Regions from separate parts of the Homo sapiens genome. Here region 2 is linked to region 1. Evidence: read pairs that join two places in POLR2A ChIA-PET (ENCODE). Cell type or tissue: Panc1. All regions are shown on one strand. Each heading gives the region's core, and the rest is flanking DNA. Links, peaks and the distances in the headings are about the cores only.

Region 1 (7,834 bases), core at 1,201-6,200:
AGACCTGTGGCCATTTAGGCCAGAGGTGGCTCTACTGTACCCACGGTAGTGGCCACACCTCTTGCCAGTCTGCTGGGCTGGTCAGAGGCCAGATGTGTGTCAGTCCCTCTATCCAGGTCCCCTTTTACAGATGGGGACACTGAGGCCAGGGAAAGCATGGAAGCACATGGCTCTGAGCCCTGTGTGTGTGCTGGGGGTGTGAGCCCTGACCCAGGCTTCTGCCCTGGACATGGACTTCTGTCTGTGGGGTGAGCCCACCCTCTGTATTCAGATGGGGGAACTGAGGAGGAGGCACACAAGGCTACTGTGCACAAGTTGTGCCACCAGATTTCAGGTCCAGGCAGCCGTCCAGACCCACAGTCACCATTTCCTCTGTTCTTCCCCCATCCCAACTCACACACTCACTATCTCCAGACCCAGCCCGCCAGGCTGGGGAAGCCCCGAGACGCCGCCCCAGCAGCCCTGTCTTCAGCAGTTTCTGCTGCCAGAGCCAAGGGGAACTCAGAGATGAGCCATGGGCTGCCTGGTCCTGGACACAGCCCAGGAGAGAGCCTGGCCCTCAGCCTCCTGGGGGCAGCTCCCACCCAGACCCCTGTCTCTCCACCCTCCTCCCAGACCTCCAAGTCACCAGTGGGCAGGGCTGGCACTTATCACTGGCTTCTGGACCTAGTCATCCCCCGCCAGCCCCTGCAGAAGGGCCCTCCCGATTCGGCCAGCCCCAGAGCCACAGAGGAGGGGCTGCCAAACCGCCCAAGGAGAGCAGATGCTTCCCTCCCCTCCTCGCTGTCCCCCCCTCCTCGCTGCCCCCTCCACCCGGCCCTGACAGAAGAGTCCCAGGGGACAGGAAGGGAAAGAGTGTGTGTTCCCCAGGCTGGGGTCCAGCTCTCACACCCTCCTCCCACTGGGGCCATTGGCAGATGCTCCACTTCCGATTCACAGGCAGCAAGCAAACCCACCACGCCTCTCTGGGTGCACACACGGTGCATGTGCCCTGCTGACACCCACAGCCCCTAGCTCTGGAGCCACACCCACAGGAGCTTAAGTCCCAGCCCTGCCGCTGCTCCACAGGCTAGCACGGAGGACTGCCCTCTCTGAGCCTCAGTTTCCTCACCTGTAACATGGGAGATGCCTCCCAGGAGCCCTGCTAGGGCTGGGGGGCTGTGCAGGCCCAGTGCCAAGTGAGGGTCCTTCACTCTTCTCTTCCCTGCCAGAAACCCTACCCCAGCCTGGGTCCACTGAGGTGAGGGTCCCAGGTCCTCTAGGGCCAGGAAAGTGGGGGAAAGGAGGGTACGGATGGAGCCTGGAAACCCACCCATCTCCCTGTCCAAGAGGGAAGATTATAAGGCAGGGAAAAGCCTCTTGGAACCGCTCCCCACCGCAGCCACCCCACCCTCCTCGCCTGAGGCCTGGGGAGCAGCAAGACTTCCACAAAGACACCATTGAGGCCCCGCTTCCTCCTCCCCCGGCCCAGCCCTCCCGCCTGGGTGGACTCTGGGCTGCTTCTTCCCTCAAAACCTCTCATTTCCCCTCCTGCTTCCTCTGTGCTCCACAAGGCCCCAGGGTTGGGACATGTGGCTGGGAGCCCAGGGTGCAGCCCCTATCAGCCTCTGTGGACCAAGCTCAGCTTCTCCCACCCCACCTGCCCCTGCTTCCACTCATCTTCCAGACGGGTTCCCTCAACTGGAAATGTTCCCCAGCACATGCCCCTCTACGTGGGTGACTCAAAGCGCTTGGTTAGAGGATGGTAGCTGAGGCCAGTGACCAGGGTCAGGGCCCAGCCAATAGCTGAGGAAACTGTTTTCCTCCCTGGCCCCCTTGGCCTTGCAAGGGACCAGAAAGGCAACTAAACAGAAGGTCAGCTGACCTGAGTGTGTGTCTCTTGGCTCAAGAGTTTTTGGTGCTGCCCTGACCCCGACAGAGGTCTCTGCAGCATTTAGACGTGGAGGCAGTCACCTGAGCAGGTGCCTAGCACTCCAGCACCCCACTGGGATAAAGCAGTGTCTCCTGAGATGATGGCTGCTGTTGTAAGCTCCATGGGATTTGGAACTAACCTACTGTTGTCCGCATTTCGGTAGCTCACGGGACAGGAGAGGAGCAGGCAGTCCTTGGGCCGCGGGGATGGCCCTGGGTGGTGGAATCCCAGTCTGGAAGCAGCCAGGAAGAGTTGCTAAAGAGCAGTGAGCCCTGAGGGGTCTGCAGGTGTGTGAGCGTCTCCCAGGCAGCCCACCCTGGCCAGTGATGAGCCTTCTAGGCCTGGGCCCTGGTGACCCCAGTGTCATCACTGGGCAGGTCGCTCCCCTTAGTCTGACCTTAAGTCTCCCCTGTAACCTACCCCCTTGTTACCCTCAGAGTAACAGGGTTGGGTGAAGGTGATAGCTCAGTGTGGGTGGCTGAGCCTTGGGGAGTCTGCTGGGAGGAGGTTTGAGAGGGGCTCACCCCTGAGTAGGCACACCAGACAGCTTCTCCCTTGCCTGAGGAGCCCAGGGAGACCAATGTGCTGGGGAGGGGACCCCCAGTTATGTCTCGGTATCCAGGGCCCACAGTGGGGCCAGACCAGGGACCCAGCGCACCCCTTCCTCGCCTGCCTTGCCGCCACACACGTGTGTACATGTGACACTGACCCACATTCCTGCACACACTCACCCATGCCCTGCCTGCTTGGTTGGAAGTAGATTGGTGGCGGAAGTAAAATCGGGGAGTCCCTTGGAGGTGCAAGGGGAGGGGAGGGGAACTGACCTGAGGTCTAGAGGGCCAGGTGACCTCAGGGAGGGTCCGCTGCTGGGGAAGCACACCTGGCCCGTCCATGCTCTCACAGAGCCGGCATTCAGCCCCCAGGTGGGCCACGACCACCCCCCGCCCCACCACATACACACCTATGAGGGGAGACAGAGAGCCCTTCATCCCGGCCTTGGCCCTCCCAGAATACCCCATCCCACAGCCCCCTCAGACTCCCTCACCCCTGCCTGCCCAGACCTGGAGCCAGGATCTCCCGCCGTGGTGCCAAACCCCGAGGGGCGGTGATGGAGAAGTCTGGCTTCGTCTTGGAGCAGGGCCCTCCCTCCCCAGCAGGCTGGCTGGGCATCCCCTCCTCACTCCTGTGCACAGCAGCAGGCTTGCTGCCAACATCCCGCCTTCTCTGTCTCCCTCGAGTTTTCCTCCTCCGTCTCCTTCCTCAGGCCTTGGTCTGTATGTGAATCCAGTCTTTATGGAGGAGGGCATCTTGATTTCTCCTTCTCAGTTTTAATAACTTTCTCCCATGTTAGCTGTCTTCTTCCATTCCCATCACTGTATTGCTGTATTTGTGATTGAGTGAATGAATGAATGGGTCTCTATTACGCATTCCACCTCTCACCTCCTGCTCTGTCTCTGTGGCACTGGGTGTCCCTCCCCCACATACAGATGTCCAGGTCTCCTGCCCTCACCCTCAACTACGGGCCCAGGCACTCCCCACGGGCCAGCAGCTCCGGGCTCCCAGAATTTCTCCCTTATAAAGTCAGGCAGCAGCAGACACCCAGGAATGCTGCTGCTCCCATGACGCAGCCTGGCTGTGGGGCTGCCCCCAGGCAACCAGGAACATGGCGGGAGTGGGGCACACAGGGATCCATTGCCAGAGAGTGGGGTACAGTGGGGGTGCCTGGGTGGGTAGGGCTCACACGGGTGGTGCTGGGACCTGCTGGATCTCTTTCTGCTTCTCTTCGTCAAATCGCTTCTCCTCTGGAGCCTCAGTTTGTCTGTCTGGAAGGTGGAAGCTGAGTGCCCTGCAGCAGGCTTGAGCTACAGAGAATGCTGATGCTGTGGGACTCAGCACCCATGGAGGGTGGGGCCCCAGGCCGGGGCCCTCCAGACTGTCCTAGAGCAAAGGGTGATGTGCCCAGGGACAGCCAGGATGGGGCAGAGGGAAGAGGGAGCCAAAGAGCTAGGGGGAGACCAGGGGGAGCAGAGGCAGAGCCTGGCAGCAGGGATGGCCGGAGGCGAAGGAGAGATGGGGCAGATACAGGGACACAGGCAGCCTTCTGAGGACTCAGAAGGAACAGAGCCCACAGCAGCCCTCAGCCTGGAAGAGGCATCTGTGCCTGAGACCCGGCCCTGGCCTGGCTGGGGAAGGTGGGGCCCTGGCCGGGGGAGGCGGGCCTGATGGGCAGAGATGTTCCCCTCACAGCGACTCCTTGTCCCCGGAGCCTGGTGTCAGACAGAGGGCTGGGTGTCAGGCTGGAAGCCTCAGGGGCCCATCCACACTCCTCCTAGTAGTGCCTCCGGGGAGCCCGGAGATGCCAGCGCAGCCCTTGCCCTGACAGAGGGGGCTTGCTGGGGACCTTGACCGAGGTTTCCTCTAGCCCCTGAGAAGGGACTTGGCAGGGAAGGAAACAGGCTTTTTCTGTGCCCCCAGGCCTAGATCTCAGGAAGAAGGATGGAGCCACCCCACCCTCAGGCCCAGACAGCAGTGCCCTGTTTATGGGGAGGAAGGGTGGGAAGCCTGAGGATGTACCCACCTTTAGCAAACCTCTCTATGGGCGCTGAGCAGGAGGGGCAGGAACCCTCCAAGAACACACAGCCCCTTTCATGGAGCCAGGCCCAGCCAAGTAATGGCAGGCGGGCACCGAAGGGCAGGACAGGCCCGGGCACAATCATTGCTCTGTCCTGGCAGCTCCCGGCCCACACACGCGCACACACACACAAACACACAGCCTTACGCAAACCCAAAGCACACCCCCAGCAGCCACCCACATGCTTGCGCACACACAAATACACATCTATTAATATACAGCCCTGGACGCCCACTGACGCGCCTTCCAGAGAGAGAAACCCATACACGCAGCACTCTTCCTGCCCCTCCCACGGGCCCCCAGACCTGTGGGGCATCCTGCTCCTCTCATGCCCAAGGCTTGGCACCTCCAGGCACCCCATGCCATTAACCTTCCCCACATCCATATGGACAGCAAACTCCTAGATCAGGGAGAGACCCCCAGGACTAATCCCCACAGTCAGGAGGGGGAAGGGGTGGGAGGGACTGTGCCCATTTTACAGAATGGTGACACTGAGGCCTGAAGTGGGCCCCTTCTCCTGGCTCAGAGGGCAGCCCATGGGGCTGCTACAGGTTTGGTCTGCTGTTTTGATGAATCATGGGTCCTCTTGACCCAGGAGAATCAACGGCAGGTCTGATCCAGCCTGTGCCAATGTCTCCCCACAACCTCCTCCATCCCCCCGCCCCAGTCACGCAGCCGAGCCTAGCTTGACCCATTCTACTTTTCCCTCTACTTCTCTTCCTTCAAGTTAGCCAGAGGCTTTAGCGGGTGATGGAGCAGAAACCCTCCTAGCCCCACCCAAAGGGGACCTGTGTACTTCCTGCCAGTCTCACTCGGCCTTGCTGCTGTCCTCTGAGACTGCCTATTCCTCCCTCTCTGTGTCTGTACACCACCGTGACCTCCTCCAGGAAGTCCTCTGGATTGACTCCTAGCTTATTACATCTTAATTCTGCACACCCTCTCCATTTGAAGCCCCTCTTCAACTGCCCCCCCACCACCTCCAAGACAGGGATTCTGAGTTCTTGCAACTGAAGCCCCTCAGAGAGTGTAAGAGGGGCAGAAAAAAGGAGACCAGGAGGTGGAGGGAGTGGCGCTGTCAGAGTTTCCAGAGCCCTGGCCAGCAAGGCCTCAGAGGCCTCTGTTGGGGTGGGGGGCTGCCTGGCCACGCGCTCCAGCAGCACAAGACAGCCTGTGTGAGCCCCTCCCGCTCAGCCCCACAGGAAGCAGCAGGGCCCAGCCCCTCAATGGACCCATTCAGACCCCAGCGCTCTGGAAAGTACCTCTACTTCCTGCCACCCTCCCACTCTGGCCAAACAGGCTCTACTCTCCTCTGCTGGGAGGGGGCTGCAGGCAGGTGGTTCAGTGGTTAGGGCCAACCATCTAGTTCAGTTCCTGCCTGGCCCAGAGCCCTGATGTTGACCATGACTTGGCGGGTCTACATATACCTTTAGTGCAAGGGTGGGTAGGGGCAGGGACATGTGCCCCCTTCTCTGTGGGTGCTGGATAGGTAAATGTTTAGCAATGGGCTTTCTTGGGGAGGGGGAACCCTGATTTGCAGTATTTGCCTCTTTTCCTGGTATAAATGTTCTCACTGTGGGCAGTATCACCTGGCTCTCAAAATTCCTGAAAATTCAACAGTAGACTCCTGGCAGCTGCTGTCAGCCGCTCCAGCAGGTGACGGTGGTGGCTCTATCCTGCAGGGCCATGTGCCCCCACCCCTTGTGCTATGGCCTCCCTCACTTTAGTGTGCTGTGTTTTGCTCTTAGGAATCAATGTCTTTGCAGATAAGGCACCCCGGTAGGTGGCCGCCACCTGCAGTTCCCTGGTCTGTCCCTTGCTGGCGCCAAGCTCTGCTGAACCAGCTGGGCCGCCCCCGCGCAGATGGTCTGCAGGGCTCCCTTGATTCCCGTAGCTTCCCAGACAAGGTGCTGGTATTGCCAGCAGTGCTGGCAGGAGGAGATAACTAGAGGGGATTTAACTCAGCCCAAGGGGTTCTTACGGGATCTTTCTTGGACATCCCTCCCAGTGGGGCTGGCTGCCCTTAGGGTGTACAAGTCTCCGACTCCTCCAACGGCTGAAGCTGCTTACTCAGGCGGATGGCAGCTGGCTCAGGCTGGCCAGGGACCAGCACATGGGGCTGGTGCCGGATTATCCCTATCAAGGCCGTCAGCCTGTGCTCGCTCTCGGGTTTGAGGGAAGCCCAACAGGAATGAATCACCGTTTTTAACCCGTGTTTCTCTACCCCCCAGCCCTGGACATCTGCAGGCAAAGTCAAAGTTATATTTGGCTCTTATCACCACAAAAGGCATGGACCAGAAATTGTGGCAGCGGGTTGGAAGTCAGGGAGGCTAATCTGGGGAAACTGACTGGAGGAAGCAGCAATTCAAAAGAGGAGGAGTCCCAGTATGGGACAGAACGGGCCCTGCATAGGAACCACTAACCCCAGGCAAGCCCAGACATGGCCTTCTGCCTGGGGAGGCCCTCTTTGGCCTGCCCAGCAGACCCTCAGCCCCTCCCAAGCCCTGTCTTCAGCCTCAGCCTGCGTGGTGGCCTGGGGAAGTTAGGAACTCAGCTGTTCTCATCCCTGGTTCCTTGGCCACGGTGGAAACAATGGGGCCGGATCTGACTGCTCATCGGGGACTGTGAATAGCTCTCCAGCAGGAAGCAATAGCAAGGGTAATGGAGGAAGTGTGGGCCCACTTTGGTTTGACACTGCACATGGTCCCCATCTGGCCTCAGAGCCTTTGCTCCTTGGCAGACTCAGGCCAATAAGCTCCTGCCCCGACGCTCAATGGCAGCTGGAAGAATGGCCTGAGAGAGAAGCGGGGATAGGTGGGCCATGCTGACACCACCCCCAGATCCCAGTCGTGGCCTCAGCCAACCCATGGAGGCGGGGCATGGCACAGCAGGCGCTGCACAGGAGCCCAAGCACAAGGGCACTTAGGAGAAGGAATCTGAGCAGGGATCAGTCTGGACTGGGGGTGATTCTCCAGAAACTCCATTCCTTGGGGCTGTGACCACCAAGCCAGATGGTCAGGCCAGTTGCGGTTCCCTTTGGGCTGGGTCCAGGAGCCAGACCCACGAGGGAGACTCCTCTGGGGCCCAGGGGAGGCGAGTCAGAGCTGGCGGAGGCCTCTGGCTCCAGGAACCTCCAAGGAGGAGACCTGAGTTGCTGGGAATTTCTGGGTCTGACCTCCTGTAAATACAAGATCTGGGCTGGACACAAGGTGAGCCTGTGCCTTCTGGTGCCAGGACCAAGAAGATGCTGGGACCCGGGCAGTGCTCAGAGGCAGCACCATACAGCAGAACCA
Region 2 (6,204 bases), core at 1-5,000, 180 kb before region 1:
CTATTACTATGGTATAAATGTATACACTAAATAGCCAACGAAAGCTAGAAATTTTGCTCTTAAAACATGGAACAACTAAGCTATATAGTAAATATTACACTACTGCAGCTGAGTATCTTATGCCCTTAACAGATAATTACAGCCATCAACTGAGAAGATTCTTTAATGAGTTGAAAAACTGCTTACCGTTTAGTCTGACTGAAAAAAAGATTATGCAAAATCATATGTACTTAAGACTTTTCTTCCATGAACACACATTTCTACAAAGATGGAATCCTTCTACGTATGTTGTTTTATAATCTCTCTTCAACTTTCAGGGACATCTTTCCAAGTTAGTATACATAAACCTATTCACAATCTTTTTAATGACTCTGTGGTAGTTTATTTTATGGATATGCTTTAACAAATTCCACCCAGTATCTGTTTTTTTTTTTCTATATAAACAATGCTGAAACAAATGATTATTTAACATTTAAAAATAAAACCAGTATTCAAATGTTTGTACTTTATTAGGTTTCTACAGATAAACTTTTAGACTTCTTACACAAAAAACCGTAAGGACACCCACAATTCTAACAACTCAGAAACAAGTTTGGCTTATCCTGCACACTACAAAGCAAGGATTTTTTCCTTGTTTTTATTCTTTAAGCAAATTCTAATTAATTTTGATTTGCTCACGCTAAGAATTCCTGAATCGGTCATAATGCTAGAATTGAATCGGTCATAACCCTTTTTTTTTTTTTTTTTTTTTTTTGACAGAGTCTCACTCTTGCTGCCCAGGCTGGAGTGCGGTGGTGCAATCTTGGCTCACTACAGCCTCTGCCTCCTGGGTTCAGGTGATTCTCCTGCCTCAGACCACTGAGTAGCTCGGATCACCAGGCGTGCGCCACCACACCCGGCTAATTTTTTATTTTTAGTAGAGATGGGGCTTCGCTCGCCATGTTGGCCAGGCTGGTCTTGAACTCTTGACCTCAGGTGAGCTGACCACCTTGGCCTCCCAAAGTGCAGGGATTATAAGTGTGAGCCACCGCACCCAACCAATGCTATCTTTTCAAATTAAAGTTTGGCTCATTATTTAATACTATTAGAATCTCCATAACAATATGAGAATTTTACCTCTAGTTAGAGAGGTTCCATAACATTCAAGTCATATTGAGTAAGAATACTCGTCAAACAAGGAAATGAAAACTTTAAAAACTTATATATTTTAAAGGTAATAACATAACTATCTTTACAATAAAAGCTGATTATCTTGCTTTCAAAAATGGGGGGGAATCATAAAAATCAACTTGGCAATTATTCTCTGTAAAATGAAATGTTTTACTCTTATTTACTTTCCAAGCAATATCGCTCATGCTTTCCCCAGAAGATAAAAATCATGTAAGAGTTCACTGTTTATCAAGAAGAGGACAAAATTCCAATGGACCTATAAAAACATTTTTTAAAAATCCAAAAGACAAGTAAACTCATCCTATTTTACTCCTACATCTTTTGGAACTTGATTGCATTTGAGTTTCACATTCCTGAAATAAAGCTAGTAAACATTTCCATTTCTGTCCAGTTTTAAGAAATGACATTTATAATCTGACAATAGAAAAGAGCAGAAGAATCATAAAGAGAGCAGGGATCCAGAGATCCTTACCTGTTTTATAACTCTGTGATCTGTATATGTCCCTGAGCTCTTTCATAAGTCTATCTGAAGCTTGCACTGACCCAGACACTGCACCCTGAAACACAAAAGCCACTGTTTACCAGGGTCTGCTGAGCTAAGATTTAAGATATTTCAACCTGATCTAAAAGATTACAGCAAAAATGGATCACCACTCAACATTTTTTTTTTTTTTTTTTGGAGATGGAGTCTAGCCCTGTTACCCAGGCTGGAGTGCAGTGGCGCAATCTCAGTTCACTGCAACCTCCGCCTCCCTGCTCAAGAGATTCTCCTGCCTCAGCCTCCCAAGTAGCTGAGACTACAGGTGCGCACCACCACGCCCAGCTAAATTTTGTATTTTTTTTTTTGGTAGAGACGGGATTTCACCATGTTGGCCAGGATGGTCTCAATCTCTTGACCTCGTGGTCTGCCTGCCTCGGCCTCCCAAAGTGCTGGGATTACAGGCATGAGCCACTGTGCCCAACCTCAACATTTTAAGAAGTAAAAAAAAGCCCAATTAAATGAAGCATTATGAAGTTTCAAGAGGATATTAAAACTAGGCACAAGTCTAGTTCATTTCCTATTTCTTCTCATGTGAAAAAGTCTAGCCAACATGTCCAGACCACCATGGATTCCACAATAACAAAGAATTCAGTATGAGTCTATTCCAAACCCCAGCAATTTTTGAAAATACTAGAAGACACTCAAGGTGACACATTATTTACTAAAATAGAGTTCCATTCATAAGACTACAAACAAGAATATTACACAGATGGTCTAGTTCGCACATTAAGACACTGAGAAACATCTGCCTACATGCGACTGGTTTCAGTTTTTCAGTGCAGGGACATCTCTAAAGATGAAAACACATCAATATCTTATCATAAGACTAAATACAAACGGAACTATTTTTTGGTCACGTGAAATTAAAGATTTTAAACATTGCACTATACTTTGAAGGGGGGAAAAATCAAGTTTCCTAGCTCATTTCATATCTACAAAATATGAGAAGTTTTTCCTATCTCTAAAATATGAAGCATACCTATTTCACACGGTGGCTATGAAGACTAAATGTGAAGATATGTGAAGTATAAAGTACTTGGCATAGTATCCATCATGCAAAAGTGTTCAGTAACTTATAGTTGTTTTGACTATAACTCAAACTGGAATCGATCACAAGACATAAAGTACAGTCATCATTAATTCAAATGACAAACTTTGTTTTTTAAGTAATCAAGATATGGGGGCTTGACTAAATTTCTTTGCTCTACTAAAAATTATAAATTAGATTAATATATAAATTAGACTGAAGGAGGGAGAGTAATCTACCTGTTTTCAACATTTGGCATCTACTTACCTAACAATTCATTCCCTGTTTTGGGGAACCTGTGCCCAAGACAAAGTAACTGCTACTCAGATTTCACGGAGTTGGTCAATAGCTCTAACACAAGGCAAAAAGTAGTAAGTGTTCAGACAATCATTTGATGTTTCCCTACTCTGAGCATTTTATATATATACACACATCATTTTCATTTATTTTTGATAGCAATCATCCAAAAGGTATGTACTGTCTAGCCATATTTTAGAGCTGAGGAAAGTGAAACCATAAATTGTGTGTTTGTCACCAGACTCAGTGTTCTTTTCACATCCTGCTGCTTCACGTAAAAGAGATATTAAGTTGTGGCCGGACACAGTGGCTCACACCTGTAATCCCAGCACTTCGGGAGGCCAAGGCAGGTGGATCACTTGAAGTCGGGAGTTCAAGACCAGCCTGGCCAACATGGTGAAACCCTGTCTCTACTAAAAATACAAAAATTAGCCAGGTGTGGTGGTGTACACCTATAATCCCAGCTGCACAGGAGGGTGAGGCAGGAGAACTGCTTGAACCTGGGAGGTGGAAGCTGCAGTGAGCTGAGATCATGCCACCACACTCCAGCCCGGGAGACAGAGCGTAACTTCATCCAAAAAAAAAAAAAAAAGGATGTTAAGTCAAAAGAGAAAAATTACTTTTGGTTGGGTCAGAGCAGGACAGACCAAAGTCAGCTTCACGAAGGAGAAAGAACTTGAATTGTATTTTGTCGGAGAGGATGAATTTGAATATACAGATCCCATGAGAGGAAGGTAAGCAGAGAAAACAGCATAAACAGGCCGGGAAGGGGCAAATACAGGGATCAGCAGGTGGTTCCAGGATATGAAGAGCAGATGAACAGGGTAAAAAGTGGCTATCTATAGATAAGAAACGTAATCTACAGCAACAAAACATATGACTAAGGCTAGGCACGGTGGCTCATGCCTGTAATCCCAGTAGTTTCGGAGGCCAAGATGGGAGGATGACTTGAACTCAGGTGTTCAAGACCAGCCTGGGCAACAGAGAGTCCTCATCTCTACTAAAAATAAAAAAAACTAGCCTGGCATGGTGGCATGTGCCTATAGTCCAAGCTACTTGGGAGGCTGAGGCAGCAGGATTACTGGAGCCTGAGAGATCAAGGCTACTACACTGAACTATGATTGTGCCACTGCACTCTAGCCTAGGCGACAGAGCAAGACCCTGTTTTAAAACACACATGACTGAATCCACCACTAAGGCAGAAATGGAGGAAGAGGGCAGCTGAGATGGGCATGTTAATGAATTGCCTGGTATTAACTACAATTATTTAACCACAAAAGTCCAGGTTCTAGATATCTACACACACTTACATTTAAATGGTCTTGCCTTTGAGTCTTCCTAATTTTCTCTAATATTGCCAAATTTTCTTTTTCAATTCCTTCATCCTCTGACTTTTTCCCACTAATAGGCTCTTCTTCCTTCATCTCATAGTGATCTAAGTCTTCTATATCCTACAAAGAGACGAAAAATGTTAGCTTATTCAACCTATTTTTCTTCAGCAGTTTCTTATGCCAAAATAACATTAAATTATTCTTGACTCAAATGAGGAACAAGAAACAAAATGTAACTATCCTATAGGGAGAGAGAAAAAGCCCCCACATTCCATTCAAGAGGCTCCCACCTTTTATATCCTATATTTTATTTAAAATCTAGACTCTGGGTAAAGCAGATTTAAAAGCTTTACAAAATCATAACTATTACCAAATAAGCCATCTTCTAAATCTCCTATTAAGAGGAACCTTTAAAACAGTTTAGCAGCAGGTGTCAAGAACCTTAAGTGTTCCTAGTTTGTTCCAGAAACTCAACTTCTAGAATTGTATTCTAAGAAACTAGTTTAAACTATAAACACTAATTTAGGCATAAGGATACCTATTTCAACCTTGCAGCCACAAAAATAAACACAAAATCTGCATGTGCAAAATAGCAAAATATTAAGAGGCCACTGAAATACTAACATAGCCTAATTTCTCCTGTAACGAAAAACTTTAAAATGAAAAACAATACAAAAAAGAATAGAAAGAATTTCAGTTACGCTGAAATAAGCACAGAAAAAGAAAGACCAGAAGAACTTACATTGAAATGTTAATTTCAGTTAATCTTAGTTATCTCTGGAGGCATTTAATGCTTTCCCCTAATTTCCAAGTTTTATGTAGTAAGCATCTATTGACGTTTATAACTAGAAAAAAAGTTAGAAAAAGAATTTTATCTCAGGTCCTCAGGAGGCTGAGATAGGAAGATCATGTGGGCCCAGGAGTTTGAGGCTGCAGTGAGCTATGATCATGCTACTGTACTCCAGCCTGGGTGACAGAGCAAGACTCTATCTCAAAAAAAAAAAAAAAAAAAAAGGAAAAGAAAACAAAGAATTTGAATACCCCTAGACCAATATCTTTATTCACATCATTCTGCTCCCTTCTTTCCCGTACTATCTGTTCTTACACATATATAAATCTATGCAGAATTTAAATCCTAACTTTTTGCAATTACCTTATTTCTCTACTTCAATTGCCAAAATCTCTAAAGGAGTAGTTTATACGCATCTCGGCTTTTTTTTTTTCCCCAAGCAGGCTAATTCACTGATTTCTAGACCAGGTTAATCACTACCTTCTATCCATTCAATAGGCCTCCTTTTTGGGTTTATTTTTTTATTTTTTGAGATGGAGTCTCGCTCCGTTGCCCCGGCTGGAGTACAGTGACAAGATCTCGGCTCACTGCAGCCTTCACCTCCCCGGCCTCCTTTTTGGAATGCCATCTCTTCAAGCCCTATAACGTTCTGTTCTCACTCAAACTCTGCCCATGACTCCATACTTCATTGAGCTCCCTTCTCCCTGTGTGCACCTTTCAGCCCTGATCTTCCATCCTACATGTTTTCCTCACAATTCTCACAAATGCCTTTAGCCTGTATTTCCTCCTATACCTTCAACCTCAGTCATGTTCCCATCCACGAAATTTCTTTTTCTGAGTATTAATCAGCACATCCCAAACAGAATTCAACATTATCTTTCTCAAACAATATCCTCAGCACACTATTCCCTGCTTAAGGCCTTCCTATCAATAATTATGGGGAAAAGCAAGACAGATCAGCCTGTTACTGTGTCTGTGTAGAAAGAAGTAGACATAGGAGACTCCATTTTGTTCTGTACTAAGAAAAATTCTTCTGCCTTGAGATTCT

Evidence for each region. ChIA-PET counts read pairs that join two places held together with the same protein. Peaks named below come from ENCODE experiments on the same cell type or tissue, not always from the same donor. Only the 100,000 strongest peaks of a DNase experiment are listed, where the experiment ranks them.
Region 2: POLR2A ChIA-PET joins it to region 1 with 7 read pairs; 2 of 35 experiments call an interaction of 5 or more read pairs at or near these places.

Annotation. Positions count from the first base shown.
Region 1 is chr15:75,693,347-75,701,180 of GRCh38, reverse strand. The region is part of intron 1 of CSPG4 (chondroitin sulfate proteoglycan 4); the gene reads left to right. Among named protein-coding and RNA genes, the nearest start is that of CSPG4, 16 kb to the left of the region's middle. RefSeq lists enhancers at 1-439, 2,324-3,071, 3,072-3,821, 5,748-5,837, 6,071-6,820 and 2 more and silencers at 767-816, 947-1,036, 6,559-6,853. In Panc1, for the core only: no CTCF peak of the experiment used is centred there; no DNase peak of the experiment used is centred there; H3K27ac peaks cover 1,399 bases.
Region 2 is chr15:75,871,710-75,877,913 of GRCh38, reverse strand. UBE2Q2 (ubiquitin conjugating enzyme E2 Q2) reads right to left here. Exons shown (of 13, transcript NM_173469.4): 5 at 4,346-4,486; 6 at 1,643-1,727. Among named protein-coding and RNA genes, the nearest start is that of FBXO22, 29 kb to the left of the region's middle. RefSeq lists an enhancer at 5,627-6,204. In Panc1, for the core only: no CTCF peak of the experiment used is centred there; no DNase peak of the experiment used is centred there.